2 separate regions of the Homo sapiens genome follow, and region 2 is linked to region 1. Evidence: read pairs that join two places in POLR2A ChIA-PET (ENCODE). Cell type or tissue: HCT116. All regions are shown on one strand. Links, peaks and the distances in the headings refer to the core of each region. The heading gives the core; the rest is flanking DNA. Region 1 overlaps PATJ (PATJ crumbs cell polarity complex component). Region 2 overlaps PATJ (PATJ crumbs cell polarity complex component).

Region 1 (9,042 bases), core at 4,179-6,678:
CAATATACGCTGGGGCCTACTTGGGGGTAGAGGGTAGAAGGAGGGTGGGGATGAGAAAACTACCTGTCAGGCACTATGCTTATTATGTGGGTGACAAAATCTGTACATTAGACTCCTGTGACACACAATTTACCCATATAACAAACCTGCACACATACCCCCTGAACCTAAAATAAATGTTGGAGAGAATAAATACATAAATAAATAAAATAAATTTTTTAAACTAGCTATTTTCCTAATTATAGAGGGTTTTTCCCTTCCCTTTTTTGTTTACATTAAATTGCTTCTCTTATACTGGTGTTTCAAAATTATGTGTGTAGAGATGATGCATTTTTATTTACTGAGGTTACCCAAAGATTTAGAAAGTCTACTTTTAAAAATTATTTACTTGGTACCTTTATTGAGAAGGAGTTTCAAGAGAAACACACTCAAAGATAGGTAATTTTTAATGTATTGAACAACTATTTATTGTGTGCCTACTATGAGCCAGGCATTATATAGTTGAGCTGATAACCATGGTAAACTCTGTGGTAGCCCTCACAGAGTTTCCATTCTAGCTTAGGAGCCAGGTATTTTGTTCATTGCTTGGGCTGTAAAAGATAATTTTTGAGCTTCAGATAGAAGTTTAGAGTATTTTGGGGGAATGTCAATCAGATGAAAACAATAGTACAATGCTATAATTAGTATAAAAACAGAAGGTTTTTTGAAGCAGCCATTCTTCTGCATAGTAGATTCATTGACCCTCTCATTTAACTTCCTGGAATTCCACATAGCAATGACTCTTCTTCCTAAAAAGACAGGGAGTCTAGAATAGAGGGACTTTCAGGAGTAAAATCAAGAAAAGTAACAAAGGACCTGTATACTGGGCAGTTGTGCTAACCTATTTCTTCTAAGATCAGATTTTCATTATTTCAACTCAGTGATTTTTATTCATTTTAGACTTAAATGATGTCCAAAGACTTGGATTTTTTTTTTCTCACCTTATTTTCTAGTAAAGCTTTTCTTGAAAACTTCCTGGAGCCAGCAGAAGTGGTTTCCCTGTTCTGCTCCAGCCTATCTCTGTGTTGATATTTCTTTCTTTGTCTCTCTCTGTAATTATGAAGCCAGGTATTGCTACTTACGTATCTTATAAGCTTCTACTTTGTATGATGTTTTCATTTACTTAAATTGCATATTTTTCCTTTTATGCTTCTAATGGGATGACAGAACTCATTGAAGTATAAGAGGTCAGTGTTAATACTTTGAATGAAATAAATTCTTCACATTAATAAAAAAAACTGTATGAACAGTCTGAATTTTTAAGCACTTGAATTTTTATAAGATCTTATCCTGGAGTGTGTGTGCCCCAGAGCATGCCCCTTTTACAAAGATTAAAAAGAAAAACTACGCATGCCAAAGAGAATTCTCAGTTTGAGAAGAAGCTGTGAGATTCTTGATGTGTGCATTCTTTTCAGAATTGAAAGCATAGTGTTTTGAAGCATTTATCTTCTTTGGTATTTCAGGTTGACCACAATATGGATGTCAATACTGAAGAAGATGATGATGGGGAATTAGCACTGTGGTCCCCTGAAGTCAAGATTGTTGAACTAGTAAAAGATTGTAAAGGTTTGGGATTCAGCATTTTGGATTACCAGGTATAAGAACCTGTGTAGAGGTGTTTTCTTTGGAGTGATTGGTTTGTATTAAAGTTATGGGAAGTAGCAATTGTTTAAGACCCCTATTGACTTAAGCAAAACTGAATCCCAAAGATGGGATATTATACTACTTTCAATTGTTACCTTTAAAATTAGTAGCTCCCTTAGTGAATAAAATGATGGATTATATAGGAACTGGACAATAAGGGAAGCAATAGTTATATATCCATGGGTGCTTTTAGAGCAGGATCTTGATGAACTTGTTTATATGGAGGACTTTTGTTCCTCAGCTTTATTCAGATATCTTTCACATACCATAAAATTCACCCATTTTAAGCATACAGTTCAGTCGTTTTTAGTATATTCACAGAGTTGTGCAACCATCACCACACTCTAATTTTAGAACATCTTCAACACCCAAAAAAGAAATCCCATACACATTAGCATTCGTTCCCAATTCATACTCTCCTCTCCCTCCCCTTCACATGAAGGTTTATAGTTTAGCTTACCTATTAATTTCAATGTGCTTAAATAAATAGAAGTGTTCTTGGTCAAGTTATATATTGCATTTATGTTAATACATAATATCTATGTATTTATTTATAGCTACTCCAATTATAACTAGGGTAAAGTTACCAATACATTTGGGGGAGGGAGATGTAAAAGGTCACAACAAGACATCTATGTTGTACGGTTCTACCAGTTACTGTCATATATTCAGACTGCTGATTATTTGGGGGAATTAAAATTGTTGCCAAGAAATCTCTTAACTTTTAAGATGCATATTTTACTACTTTGGTGCTGCCTTAACACATTGTGGTTTAGTAAAGCAAAATGTACTCTGTTAAAGCCCATAAAATGCCAAGTGATATTTAAAAATCAATTCTTTTTTAATATAATAAGGCAATCAGGAATAAATTAAAATAGTTTGAGCATTGTATAAGAATATTACGTTCTATTTTATTTATTTTTTTTGAGACAGAGTCTCGTTCTGTCTCCCAGGCTGGAGTGCAGTAGCATGCAACCTCTATCTCCCTGGTTCAAGTGATTCTACTGCCTTAGTGTCTTGAGTAGCTGAGACTACAGGCGCCTACCACTACACCTGGCTACATTTTGTATTTTTAGTAGAGATGGGTTTTCACCATGTTGGCCAGGCTGGTCTCGAACTCCTGACCTCAAGTGATCAGCCTGCCTTGGCCTTCCAAAGTGCTGGGATTACAGGCATGAGCCACTGTGCTCAGTCTAAATTCTGTATTTTGGCAGTGTGATTTAAATTTACTGAAAAAGAAATCTATTTCATTTTTGCTGGCATAGTTCTGTGCCAGATAGCCCTCTTCCTTTTTAGAATTTCTCTTTGGAATATTACTGAATGATAAGTTCTTGATTCCAAATATTTTGGAAAATATATTTATCAAGAAATCTGAACACAGTTAAGCATTTGCAAGTTTATATATTGGTTAATATTAGAGTATATAAAACAAATGGCAGGGACTCTTTTTTTTCCTTCCCCATTGTAGCTATATTATCTAGAACCACTAGGTGGTTAATAAATATTTGCAGAATGATTTAATAAAGTTTAGGTTAGCCAAAAATAGGCCTGACCTTTTTGTTTGTTTGTTTGTTTGTTTTCTGTTTTGAGACAGAGTCTCACTCTGTCGCCCAGGCTGGAGTGCAGTGGTGCGATCTTGGCTCACTGCAATCTCTGCCTCCTGGGTTCAAGTGATTCTTGTGCCTCAGCCTCTTGAGTAGCTGGGACTACAGGCACGCACCACCATGCCCTCCTAACTTTTCTATTTTTCGTAGAGATGGGGTTTCACCATTTTGGCCAGGCTAGTCTCGAACCCCTGACCTCAAGTGATTCCCCTGCCTCAGCCTCCTAATGTGCTGGGATTGCAGGCATGAGCTACCACGCCCAGCCTAGGTTAGCCAAAATTAACTGGAATTGAATGAACAAATTTAATGGGAATTTGAGGCATGAGCCACCATGCCCAGCCTAGGTTAGCCAAAATTAACTGGAATTGAATGAACAGATTTAATGGGAATTTGTTAATAATCGATTTTGATAATTGGGATTTAATTTAGAAGATACCTTTCAGATGTGGTCTTAGATATTCAGGTACATTTGCATTTCTATTATTGTAGGAATCTATATATATTTGCATTCTTATAATACATATTTATATCATAATGGTTGCTCTGATGCTCTTAACTGACATTATCTGTAAGTTTTATATTTTGAATAGTGCACATATTAAGTCAGAGAAATGTTTCAGAACTCAAAAAAATTCAGTAAAGGATGGAAAGAAAAACTAGATAGTCCTTAAGAATTTAATCCCTAGTTAAAAGGAAAACCCCCTTCTGAGCTTTACGCTTAAAAACATCTATAGTCAGTTCTAAATGTAGAATTTTTTGTTCTTCATTGCATTCCTGTAGGTATGTATTGTAACTTCTATTGTTTCTTGAAATTTTATTTTTAATTTATAGAATTATAGGATTTTCCTTTTCCTCTTATTTACCTCTCAATCAGCAGCACACATACTGACATTTGTTTCTGTACAAATTATGTAAAATAATTTTCTGCCAACAAAGGATTAGATATTCTTTTTGTCTTTGTGCTTCTTATAGAACATAACTACTTAATTTCCTAAAGGCCATTTTGATTCAGATTAAAGGGCTCATCTTATTTACTTCTACAGCTAAACCTTGGGGAATGGGGAGGGGAACACATTCAATCCTAACTTGGATGCTTTTCTTAAGTCAGTCTTAAGTGTACTTACAGATGTGTACAGCACATTTTTCACCATTTGTCAGTGGTACCTAGAACTGTTATCTACCATGACATTTAGATGACAGGTAAACACAACTCAAATTTGGTTTTGGGCAAGTTAATTAATCGGTTATACCATCCCTTGTTGTAATTAGGTAATAAATTCTAAAGTTCAAGAATATTTTTTGCAAGGCCAGGCAAAGGGTTTAGCAAAAGCCATGAAAGGCCACGTCCCTGGCTATTATTGCATTCAGCATGTCCTGTATGAATTTATTAGGTAGCTGAGTAGGGCCAAGGCAAATTCTTGCCCTGCCAGGCCTAGCATGTTCAGAACAAAAAGTACTGCAGAAACATTTAGCTACAGAGAGAAAGTATTGGTAGAGGGAGAGAACTTTTACGTTGTAAAGGGCTTACTTAGCATTATTGTAGAGATTGAAAATTTACTTTGGAATATCTCATTTCAGTTTAACCACTTTTCTCATGAACAGCCTTTTCTCTAGAACAAGAACTTTTTGAAGAGCCTAACAAAATTACATTAATCTATTTCATTGGTGTTTATGTACCTCCAAATTTATAAAATGGAGATAGTAATGTCTAGCACAAAGGATTGTGTGGTTTAAATGAATTAGTGTGTAAGGAAATAGGAAATGTTATGTTATTATGGAAATATATTAACAATTATTCAGTTTAGAAAATAAACACAAAAGTTTTTGATACTGTCCTCAAAGATGGCACCACACTATAATGTTTGTACTCTATCAATTCTTTAACTCTCTAGTTAGATTACAAAAATTAATAAGTAGATGCCTTTGTTTAGTGAAGTCTAAATTTAATCTTAAAATTGTATTCTAAAATGCAGCCAATTCTTGATGAGCCATATGTGAATTACCCAATTGTGGATTATTGGCCAGAAGTTTGCGTTTTATATAAATTGAACTGAACTTTAGGAAAAGAGACCAGGCGCAGTGGCTCACACCTGTAATCCCAGCACTTTGGGAAGCCAAAGTGGGCAGATTGCTTGAGGCCAGAAGTTTGAGACCAGCCTGGCCAACATGGTGACACCCTGTCTGTACTAAAAAATACAAAAATTAGCCAGGCGTGGTGGTGCATGCCTGTAATCCTAGCTACTCAGGAGGCTGAGGCAGTAGAATCCTTTGAGCCTGGGAGGCGGAGGTTACGGTGAGCTGAGATTGCGCCACTGCACTCCAGCCTGGGAGACAGAGTGAGACTCTGTCTTAAAAAAAAAAAAAAAAAAGGGAAAGATGAGTGAGCAGATAAAGGAGCTTGAATTAGTCTATAGAACAATAGGGTAGCTCTCTGGACCGGTCAGTGACTCAGAATATTGATGAAAGTTGTGTAACTGAGCAGAGAAAAGAGGTATGCCTTTATACGTGAAATGATCAGCTGAGTCTGATACACAGTTCTACAACTGAGTCATATGGCCAAAGTACAAAGTGTGAAAATTCATTTCATTAAAGACATTTTAAATTAGATTGGGTCAAAGACAAAAGAGAAAGCAACAGGGAAGACAATAAATGTGATTAGGTTATAAGTTTCTTTATTAGCTCTTAGGGTACAGTGGTAGTAGCTTTGTTGGCTATTATTTGAACAGAGGTAGAATATTTGTTAGTCTCAAATACGCCTAGCCACTTCATGTAGTGGCTAGTTAAAATCCCACTCTGTATGTGTGCCGTATTAGGAGATTCACTGATCTCCATTGTCATGCCTTATAGGATTGTGTCATGGCAAACAATGCGTGTAATTTGTCAAGAGCATGAATATGATGGCTTGACTGAGTACTCTGTTTCTTTTTTTTTTTTGAGATGGAGTCTTGCTCAGTCGCCCAGGCTGGAGTGCAGTGGCGCGATCTCAGCTCACTGCAAGCTCCACCTCCCGGGTTCACGCCATTCTCCTGCCTCAGCCTCCTGAGTAGCTGGGACTACAGGCACCTGCTACCACGCCTGGCTAATTTTTTTTTTTTTTTTTTTTTTGTATTTTTAGTAGAGACGGGGTTTCACCGTGTTAGCCAGGATGGTCTCGATCTCCTGACCTCGTGATCCACCTGCCTTGGCCTCCCAAAGTGCTGGGATTACAGGCGTGAGCCACTGCGCCCGGCCGACTGAGTACTCTGTTTCTAAGCAACAAAACTCTTCAGAAACTTGGTTATAAGTTTTTATACTGTAATTTCTTGCCAGTTTGTAGGTGAGGTTTTTATATTATACCTTAGTTATCTCTGTCTTCTTTCCCTAGTATTTATGTGTAATGTCTTTATTCCTTAGACTATGGTCTCCGTGGAAGATTACTGATACTCCCACTAGTATTAATAACAATGTTAGGTAACATTTACTGAATGTTTACTGAGTGCCAGGTAATGTTCTAATTGCTTTACATGTATTAGGCTATGTATTCCTCACATGAACCATATGAAAGAGATACTCTTATTGTTGTCATTTTAGAAGTGAAGAAACTGAGGCACAGAAAACTTAAGTAATTAGTCCAATTCATACAGGTAGTATATGGTAGAACTGAAGCAGTTGGGCCCCAGGTCTTTTTTTTTCTTTCTTTTTCTTCTGCCGCCGACTCCTCCACCAGGTCTATGCCTTTAACCATCATACTATACTGCTCTTTCCTTTGTGAGTGCTATTTCCATGTGCATTTTATTATAGGGCATCCATACAGTAAACTTATTACAGAAGACCTTTCTGTTTTTTCAGCTTGTGAAAAATTTCATATCTTAAAAACTAAGCTACTAGATAGTATTCTCATTTTTCATGCTTATATGAAAGTTTAGCAGGTATTAAAAATTAATATAGTGTGCTCATATGCATTGTGTAAGAGCTAGTTTTATTGCTTCAGAAGACCATCATTGCAAATTTAAGAATCCTAAACTAGTGCAAGTAATTTGTTGTGGGTTAATGTTCAATAATGAAACAATGATTAGGTAGTCCAAGAGTCTGTAATTTTTAATTTCTACCAAAAAGCTTGAAAAAAAATTAGAACTGTATGGATTTTACCTTCAGTTGACCTTATAAATTAAACATGGCAAGTAGATATTTTCTGGTGTTTTGATTTATGTTGAACTTTGAATAACCCCTCATGATTATAATTCACTGGAAATGTTTGACATTAGCTAATTTTTGAACATTAGCCATGATATTGCCATCCTTGGTACTTTTTGAATTTCAGTGATTTAGAAGATAAAATTTATTAACCAATAATTCTCCTCCCTCCTACATCCTATTCCTCATTCCTCTCCCCTCTTGAGTGACTCAATTTTTGCCAAAGCTGATATTTTTGAAACACTATTTTTATCTCTCTCAAAGTCTGAGAGAGATAAAAATAGAAATCATAATAACATAGCCATTGGGAGGTGATTCATATGTAAATACTGTTAGTAATGCTTTAAAAATTTGCTCGAAACCAAAGTCAAATGGCGACTCATTAAAAAGAATAGTGGAAATATTTCTCCCTATAAAAATTGACAGTTATTAATTTTTCTTAAAAGAGGAAATGGGTTATAAAACCAAAATATAAAATATTGCAGTGTTACTGAGTCTTGAATATAGTATGCCTTAGTATTTGTGCAAAAAATCTAGTGTGTAGTTTTGACTGCCTATTAACTCTGTTAGAATTCTCTTTTTAAAAGATTTATAAAAGTTGTAGGACGGGATTGTATACATTTCATGTATGTCTTTAAGTTGTCTTTTTCCTTACCCTATGCACAACAGAATGACTTTCTGAGCACATTGAAAATGTTTTAAAAATAGGTAATACATACATATGGCAGAAAAATTCAAAGGTGTATAAAGATATCCTGTGACAAGTAAATCTACCTCTGACCATAATCCCTTACTTCTTCCAGGTAAAAAACCTTGGTTTTTCTTGTCCATCCTTCCAGAAACATTTTATATATACATGGTTATATAAGTAATAGTACTTATTTAATTTTAAAAAAACTTTGACATATAAATGGATTATATCATACACACTTTAAAGGCTCTGTATTTTTTTTCTTAAAATTATATGCTCTTTCATTTTGGTACTTATAGAGCTACCTCTTTTTAATGACTACATAGTATTTTTATTGTTGATGTACAATAATTTATTTCATCAGCCTCCTGTACCCAGTTGGTGGGCATTTTAAGTAAGGCTTTAGTGGATATTTTTGTGATACTCTTTTGTTAAAAGGTGGGAATAAATCTTGTAATAGGTAGGTGATAAATTCCTAGAAGTGGAATTACTCATCAGAAGAGCATACTGTATCTTTTAAATTTTGGTACATATTTACCAAATAGCTTGCATTTAAGTTTGTGAGACTCAAATATATTTAGACCACTTAAAATGGATCCTTTCTTATGTAGAGTTATTTCTTTATTCCGATAATTCTCATGGAAGATAGTGTAAGCAGGTGTGTAATTCATGAATTTGCTAATGGTTTTCTATGATGTGGACAGATTAAGTGATAGCAATATATAACTATCAATTTTGTTTCAACTTTATATATGGCGGTAATTAATTTATTGGCCTTTGTAGCTAAGTGGGCATAAAGTGTTTATATTCAGACTATGATATTAGTGCCCCAAACTCTATTTCTATTTCTTCCACTTAATTTTATTTATTTATTTCTTCTTCCACAAATTT
Region 2 (9,042 bases), core at 2,454-4,953, 52 kb before region 1:
TACACCCTCCCTATTATCTACCTTTGGAGAAATTCTCAGCACACCTACATCCAAATTAGCCTCTGAAAGGAAAGAGCATAGGATTATAGTGTGTGAGCTTTAGAATCAGACAGATGAAGGCTTGAATTCTGGATCCACCTCTCACCCTGGGCAATTGACTTCTTGGCTTAATTCTATGTTTCTAAAATAGTCCCCAAGACCACTAGATTTGATGACTTGCTAGGAGGTTTCATAGGACTCAGCATACAGTTACACCCACAGCTATATTTATTACAGTGAAAGAATACAAAGCAAAATCAACATGGAAAAGGTGCATGAGGTGGAGACTGGAGGAAACCAGGCACAAGCTTCCACGAGTCCGCTCCCCATGGAGTCATATAGGACAGACACACTTAAGTCTTCCAGTGGTGAATTATGACCACACATCTGAAATGTCTGCCATGGAAGCCCATCAGAGACTCTGCACAGGGTTGTTACTGGATGCTGGTCACATAGGCACACACTGTGTAGCATATACCGAAGTCCTAGACTTGCAGAAGAATGCAGGTGTTCAGGAGAGACTACACTTTAGGCACCTAGAGCCATTTTTACCAGGGAATGGTGAGAACCCTCACAGAATCTAAGCTCCCAGGTGTTAGCCAAGGGCTAACCTTGTGAGAAGGCCTTTCCAAGGAAAGTAGTCTTAGGCCTGCCATTAATGCTTTTTTTTATTTTTTGGCAGGAGATAATTTTGCTTGCCTTAAATAAGAGGCTGTGTGAAAATTCAATGTTAATCAATGTAACATGCTTAGCACAATGCCTCTTAGTTCCCAAAATGCTTATAACCCACTGGGAGAGAAATGTATTCTCATTTTGCTTAAGAAGGATCTGAGACTTAGGGAGGATGAACAACTGACCTTTGGCCATACACTTTGTCCAAAGTAGAGCTAAGATTTGAACTTGGGTGCATCTGACTCCAAAGCCCTTACCTGTCTTTCTGTTGTGTCCTGCTGCTAATGATGTAAAAGAAATGAAGTAGAAAATAGCATTTATTTATTTTAAAAAATTGATTTATAGGAATCTTTTAAGAAACATTTGTTGAGATCTAGTTACAATGTCCAATCAGTTAATATAATCAGGCCAATTCCATGGATAGAGAAATTCTATGATATTAAAAGGGTAGCTAAAAGGCCTATCTCCCTGTAAGCCTCAGAGCCTCTCCAAAATTCACAGTGCTTGAAACACTCACCTTGAGAACATTCTATCAGTTGTGGCAAGAGTTAAACATTTTTTTGGGAGGTACTTTTTGTTTTGTTTTGTGTGACATTGATAACAGGCAGTGTAAAACCCTTGAAGTGCAGAAACCTCTTTCATGTGGTCTGGCGAAGTTCTAGGGCGGTCAGGTATACCGGAATACCTCGTTGTCTTCAGAACACAGCCTATTTAAAGGTTGTCATAAATGATTGACATTTTGGTATGAAACAGTTATAATATGAGTCTACTGACTACCCAGTAACCTAATACTAGGAAGGAATGGAACCAAGCAAGGGTTTGAGGGTGGATGTGAACTTTGAGAGACTTTCAGTGTAGAGTAAGGAAGGCCCAGCTTGAGGTCACTAAATGGTTGGTTAGTCCCAAGCAATTTTGCTTTGAGTGATTATATAAACAGATATTTTCTTTATCTATAAAAATCAGTTAATGAGTGCTCTGGGAATTTGAGTAGGATAGGATAGTTTCTTTAATTCCTTTAGGGAAACAGTGTATTTTATTTTGTAAAGTTACCCTTTTCTATCAATGGCATGTTGCCTTTTGATTGAAGACCAATAATAAAACTGGCCTGGAATCAAACATAGTTATGATTTCATTGTCTGAGTTGTGGAAGTATTTGGTGCCTTTTTTTTTCCTTTCTTTTCTTTTCTTTTTTTTTTTTTTTTTTAAATAGAGACAGAGTCTTGCTCTGTCACTTTGGCTAGAGTGCAGTGGTGCGATCCTAGCTCACTGCAGCCTCCAACTCCTGACTTCAAGCAGTCCTCCCAAAGTGCTGGGATTACAGGCATGAGCCATGGTACCTGGATTCATTTTTTAGTTTTTGAAGAAACAAATTTGATTTCTTCTTTTGTAGCTCAGGTCTGAATTCCTATAGGTTTAAAATTTTTTTTTTAAATTATCATCCACAACAGCATATCAGAGAAGTTAAAATGCAAAGTAATGTGAGTTTTTTTTTAGCCCAGAGTTGCTACTTTTTTTTTTTTTTTTTTCTGAGACAGGGTGTTGCTCTGTTGCTCAGGCTGGAGTGCAGTGGTATGATTTTGGCTCACTGCATCCTCCACCTCCCAGGTTCAAGTCTTGTGCCTCAGCCTCCCATGTAGCTGGGATCACAGGCGCTCACCACCATGCCCAGCTAATTTTTGTGTTTTTAGTAGATATGGGGTTTCACCATGTTGGCCAGGCTGGTTTGGTGATAGAGTGAGACTCCCTCTCAAACAAAAACAAAAACAAAAACTCCTGACCTCAGGTGATCTGCCCACCTCGGCCTCCCAAAGTGCTGGGATTACAGGTGTACATTCACTGTAAGTGTGTGATACCCTGTTGCTTCAGCTGTTTTAATTTTTCTGCCTTTCATACTATCTTTGCCAATATGCATAATTTTTTTCTCTTTTGAAAGAATCTATGGATTAATAAAACTTTTATATGTGAATGTTTGATTAGCACGCTACGTACTTGAATCTTGGCATAGCTATTTATTGGTTTTCATTGATTGATGATTTCTGTTAAAGAACAAAAGGGACTTTATGCCTTTTAGTTTCCTCACACAGAAGACAGGTTATGGACGGAAAATGTTGATCAGAAAATATCAATAAAATGCAGACTGGGGCTGCTGGACTTAGACAAGGTAGCTGTCATTTTGGTGTCTTTCTATCAATCTGACTAATGACTATTTTTGTACTTATGAATTCTTCAGAACACCTGCTTTTCTGTAGCAAGAAAATGTTTGACTTTCAGTGACAGATGCAAATTATCGACATCATTTTAAATTAAGAGTTGAGATAAAATAGAAGAAAAATAATGCCTAGGAAGTGACTAAAAATATACTTTATGATAAAATGCCCTTCTTTGGCCAAGCCAAGTATGAAAACACTTATTAGACATATATATTTTTTAATTTTTTGATCAGTGCATAATTCTGTTGAAGAATAGTTTGATTTACAGAGGCAACTTTACCCTTATTTTTCATCAGCACCACTGACTTTCTCTTAAGTAGTTGCTTATGTTGTTTCAAGTCTGTTGCATGCATGAAAACAGAATATCAGATTATCACTATTAAAGTAGAAATCCAGCAATTCTTCATTCTTTTTTTCATAACAATGTCCTCCTTGCCTCTGTTTCTGTTTTCTAAGTCTTTCCAGATGTTTCTGAATTAAATTGCATTTCCGCTGCACCACTTCTCTACACTTCCAGTCCCTTCTAGTGGCTTCTGCAGCATTTACAACAAAGCACAGAGCTTTGTACGTATTATTTCAATCTAAAGCATTCCTTCATTTAGGTTCCTGTAAAATTGGAGAAAAGGAAGGATGGAGAATAGACTTTTCAGTCTAAGGGTTTTTTAAAAAACTTCTTCCTTCAGATTGTCGTCTTTAGCTTGCGGTGGTGCCACCTGGAACTAGGAATTTGAAGCTCAGAACTGGATTAACCCAGTAGTCATTGCTCTCTTTTCAAGCTTTCTCTCCATGTTGCAGGATATCTATTTTTCATCTTCATTTCATTCAAACTTTTTGAGAGTTATAGGCAGTTTCTTGGAGAATAGGAAAGCAATAAATTTACTATCTACTAGCAGCCTTTGCTTGTAGGAGATTGACTTGCTACAGTAATGTTACTCTGGAGATACTGAAGTATAAGGCAAATAACTGAAATGAGAATAGTCTTCGGTGAGCAACTTGGATTCAGCTTTGGTTCAACCTTTTTATCAGCTTTGTGACCTTGGTCAAGTCAGTCAAACTGTTTGTATCTCAATTTTCTCATTTGAAAGTTGTCCTTCTCTAAGTGAGATGGTACATGAAAGTGATTTTGAACCTGTAAGGTGCTCTGCATGTATAAGTTTAAATGAAGCCAGCTGTGTTAACATTGTGGTATCTTTAATACACTATAATAAAGTGAATTCAGAATTTCTGACTAAACAAATTTAGGAAAAATTTTGTAAAAATTAGCTGTTTCAAAAATTTATCAAAGAAGGGAAATGATGAACACTTTGAACAGATACTCATTTTGATAAATTATTATTTACCTTCTGTGTATGAAATATACATACATATAAAAGAATGTATATAATATCTGTACACATTTTAAATGATAATTAAAACAATAATTATTTGCAAGACCAACTTGGGCAACAGAGTGGGTCTCTATCTCAACAAAACAAAACAATAATTACCAGTGTGTAATACATACCACCTAGCTTAAGAAATATAACATTATGTATCTTTTCTTTCAACTCATCTGGAATCTTGACTTATTTATTTATTTATTTTATTTTTATGAGGTAGAGGCTTGCTCTGTCGCCCAAGCTGGAGTGCAGTGGCGTGATCTTTGCTCACCGCAACCTCCGCCTCCCAGGTTCAAGTGATTCGCATGCCTCAGCCTCCCGAGTAGTTGAGATTACAGGCATGTGCCATCACACCTGGCTAATTTTTGTATTTTTAGTAGAGATGGAGTTTCTCCATGTTGGCCAGGCTGGTCTCGAACTCCTGGCCTCAAGTGATCCACCCACCTTGGCCTCCCAAAGTGCTGGGATTACAGGTGTGAGCCACTGTGCTGGCAGAATCATGACTATAAATACCTCCTATGTGCTAATGACCCGCAAGGTGTTTTGTTGTTGTTGTTGTTTGTTTGTTTGACCTCTCCCCAGCTCCCAAATTTAAATACATAGTCTGGATTTCTCTACTGAACTTCAGGTTTGTGTATCTGGCTGTATACCTGTTACTTCTACTTGAATGTCTAATAGGTATCTAAGACAACAGCTCTGAAACTGAACTCCTGATTTCCACCTCGCCCATCTGTACCTCTGTAGTCTGCATCTCAGTTCATGGCAACTCTATCTTTCTAGTTGCTCAGGCTAAAAACTTGGAGTTTTGACTCCTTTTCCTCCCTCACAGCCCATATAGAAGCTATCTGCAGATCCTATTGACAGTTTATTAAAAATATATCTTGGCCGGGCGCAGTGGCTTATGCCTGTAATCCCAGCACTTTGAGAGGCTGAGGCGGGTGGATCAAGAGGTCAGGAGTTTGAGATCAGCCTGACATGGTGAAACCCCATCTCTACTAAAAATACAAAAATTAGCCGAGCGTGGTGGTGCGCGCCTGTAATCCCAGCTGCTCAGGAGGCTGAGGCAGGAGAATTGCTTGAACCTGGGAGGCGGAGGTTGCAGTGAGCTGAGATCATGCCATTGCACTCCAGCCTGGGCAACAGAGTGAGATTCTGACTCAAAACAAAACAAAACAAAAAACTATCTATCTATCTGTCTATCTATCTAGAATCTCACTTCTGAACACCCCAACTGTGAAACACACCCAAGCTATTGTGGATTATTGCTAAGGCCTCCCAACTTGTATCTTTGCTTCTATTGTTTCCTCTTCTGTAGTTTATTTTAAGCACAGAAGCTTGAATTATGTTGTTAAAGTCAGTCAGGTAATGTCACTCCTCTGTTTCAAAACTCTGCTCGATGCCTTCTCTTCCCAATCATGAAAAGAAGATGCCCTATACTGTCTGACTCCATTAACTCTCCCATCTCTTAGACTACTCTTCTTTTTCCTCATTTTCTTGTAGCCGCACTGGCATCTTTCTATTCCTCAAACATGTCACTGAGGATGTTGGTTGTGAAGTTCCCAGTTTTATGCTGGAGGCTTCTGTTCTGACCTTTCCTTCTTGAGGCCCTGGCCTTTCTGTCCTCTTCCTTGCACACGTGACCATTAACACCCAACTCTAGGCCATTAGGCATGAGCTTATACCCTCAACAAAGGCCTTTTTTAGAATACTGATTACTTTTCTCATTTTGAGCCATTCCTTTGTGTTCTACATGAAATTCCTTTACTCTTGCCATTTCAACCAGTTATTAACAGTATTCCATTTTATTCAGCATTTTAGGTGGCTTCTTTGTCAGCCATTTTGCCAGAGCTGAAAGTCTGATGAATTGTTATTAACCAGTGAAGTTACAGCATTTATTTCTCAAAATAATTTTGTCTTTTTCTTGAAGGATGGAAGACTCCAGACAGGGGACCACATCTTGAAGATTGGTGGCACAAACGTGCAGGGAATGACCAGTGAGCAAGTTGCACAAGTTCTAAGGAACTGTGGGAATTCAGTCAGGATGCTCGTTGCTAGAGATCCAGCTGGTGACATTTCAGTCACCCCCCCTGCCCCTGCAGCCTTACCTGTTGCCCTGCCTACTGTAGCCAGCAAGGGCCCTGGTTCTGTGAGTATACATATCATTCTTTCATCTTAAACCAAAGCCTGGGTGTGACACACTGTAAGATAAGAAATTCTTTCAACTTGAAGCACCACATTGGTGTGAGTTGTGCGCTCACTAGTGAAACAGGAAAAAAAAAACTTATTGGGAGACATTAGACATGTTGGTTTTCTGTTTCACTGTTTCTCAGGGTTAAGTCATTCAGCCTCCCTGAGCGTCAGTGACTTATTTATAAATTGAAGAATAATAATACTTGCCTTGTCTATTTCATTGGGCTGGTGAGGAGACATCCAGGTGGTGGAGGGAAAACTGTAAACACTGGCCGATGTGTGAGAATTATCACTGGTAGCCACAGGCTGGTTAAAGGGAATGGATATCAATAATATTTATTATACTAATTATTTTAATTATGTAATAATAATAGTTATTATTTTAAATTATCAAGCACCTGGAATTGCTCAGGTCATCTGAAATCTTCACAGTAATTCTGCCAGATAGGCCTTATTATACATTTAATAGATGAGGAAAATAAAGTCAAACATCATGTTAAAGACCTTATAGGGAGTAAGTTGCAAAACTGGAATTTGAATTCACATCTTTCTGGTCCATTCCAAACTCCTTCCCATTATCTCAACATGGGCTTTTAATGAAGACATAATAAAGTAAAAGCAAAGAAATAAGTTTTTTGTTTGTTTGTTTGTTTTGTTTTGTTTTGTTTTGTTTTTGAGATGGAGTTTTGCTCTTGTTGCCCAGGCTGGAGTGCAGTGGCACTATCTTGGCTCACTGCAACCTCTGCCTCCCAGATTCAAGCAATTCTCCTGCCTCAGCCTCCTGAGTAGCTGGGATTACAGACATGCACCACCACGCCTGGCTAATTTTGTATTTTTAGTAGAGATGGAGTTTCTCCATGTTGGTCAGGCTGGTCTCGAACTCCCAACCTCAGGTGATCCGCCCACCTCAGTCTCCCAAAGTGCTAGGATTACAGGCGTGAGCCACCATGATGACCAGAAATAGGTTTTGAAGGGAGGGTCCAGGAGGAAGAGGAAAGAAAAGAGAAATGGGCCAGATGCGGTGGCTTACGCCTCTAATGCCAGCACTTTGGGAGGCCAAGGTGGGTGGATCATCTGAGGTCAGGAGTTCAAGACCAGCCTGGCCAAGATGGCAAAACCCAATCTCTACTAAAAATATAAAAATTAGCCAGATGTGGCACACACCTGTAGTCCCAGCTACTTGGGAGGCTAAGGCTGGAGAATCATGTCAACCGAGGAGGCAGAGGTTGCAGTGAGCTGAGATTGCACCACTGCACTCCAGCCTGGCCAACAGGGCAAGACTCTATTAAAAAAATAAATAAATAAATAAAATAAAACAAAACAGACAAAAAAAAACTGAAACAAAAACAAAAGGAAAGAGAAATGATTATGGTGGAAAAGGGTGGAAGGCCACTGATTATCATCACCTGAGATGTCATTCTGTGTATTCTGGGAAGTTGTTGCCTTTCTCTACTTGGAACAGTATGAGTGGAAGTTTTCTATTTGAAATATCAGAACCTTTAAAAAGTTTCTCCAGCCGGTCTTGGTGGCTCATGCCTGTAATCCGAGCACTTTGGGAGGATGAGGTGGGTGGATCACATGAGGCCAGGAGTTCGAGACCAGCCTGGCCAACATGGTGAAACCTGACTCTACTAAAAATACAAAGGTTAGCCAGGATTGGTGGCACACGCTTGTAATTCCAGCTACTCAGGAGGCTGAGACAGGAGAATCACTTGAACCTGGGAGTTGGAGGTTGCAGTGAGCCGAGATCCTTCCACTACACTCCAGCCTCGGTGACAGAGTGAGACTCTGTCTCAAAAAAATAAAAAGTTTCTCCAAATTGTGGTTACATTTTCTTTTTCCTCCATTACTCTAGTTCCCTGGAGCCTTCTACTTTGTAGTGAGAGACAAATGTGGATATGTGATAAGTGGAAACTTGATCCAATCAATTATTTACTTTTTCATGTTAATGTTTTGAATTAAAAGCTAAGTATTATGTATTTAGACACCTTACTCCTTTACAGAAATGTTTAAAAGATGAGTATTGAAAGTAAGTCTTAGGACCAGATGCAGTAGCTTACGCCTGTAGTCCCAGCTACTTGGGAGGCTGAAGGGGGAGGATTGCTTGAGGCCAGGAGTTTGAGGTTGCAATAAGCTGTGATTGCTCCATTGCACTCCTACCTGGGTGACAGAGCATGATCCTGTCTCTGAGAAAAAAAAAAAAAAAAAGAAGAAGAAGAAAATAAAATAAGTTTTAGGTCGATATTTTTATATTACTGAACAATAATTAGTCTTATGTTTTGTTTCTAAATTTATGTTCATAGTTCTTTCAGATACAAATACAGCCTTTTTTCTAAGTGGTTATATTAGCTTTCTATTGTTGTATAACAAATTTACTGGTTTAAAACAATATCCTTTGTTAGTTCATAGTTAGTTCACAGTTCTGTAGGTCAGAATTCAGGGTGGGCTTGGCTGGGCTCTCTGCTTAGCTTCTTCTTCTTTTTCTTCTTCTTTTTTTTGTTTTTTTTTTTTGTTTGAGACAGAGTCTTGCTCTGTTGCCCAGGCCAGAGTGC

Evidence for each region. ChIA-PET counts read pairs that join two places held together with the same protein. Peaks named below come from ENCODE experiments on the same cell type or tissue, not always from the same donor. Only the 100,000 strongest peaks of a DNase experiment are listed, where the experiment ranks them.
Region 2: POLR2A ChIA-PET joins it to region 1 with 5 read pairs; 3 of 35 experiments call an interaction of 5 or more read pairs at or near these places.

What each region holds. Positions count from the first base shown.
Region 1 is chr1:61,832,152-61,841,193 of GRCh38, forward strand. It overlaps PATJ (PATJ crumbs cell polarity complex component), which reads left to right. Exons shown (of 44, transcript NM_001350145.3): 17 at 1,503-1,634. Among named protein-coding and RNA genes, the nearest start is that of MIR12132, 9.4 kb to the right of the region's middle. In HCT116, for the core only: no CTCF peak of the experiment used is centred there; a DNase peak (open chromatin) is centred at 5,740; H3K27ac peaks cover 960 bases.
Region 2 is chr1:61,781,527-61,790,568 of GRCh38, forward strand. It overlaps PATJ (PATJ crumbs cell polarity complex component), which reads left to right. Exons shown (of 44, transcript NM_001350145.3): 8 at 6,228-6,446. Among named protein-coding and RNA genes, the nearest start is that of PATJ-DT, 43 kb to the left of the region's middle. In HCT116, for the core only: no CTCF peak of the experiment used is centred there; no DNase peak of the experiment used is centred there.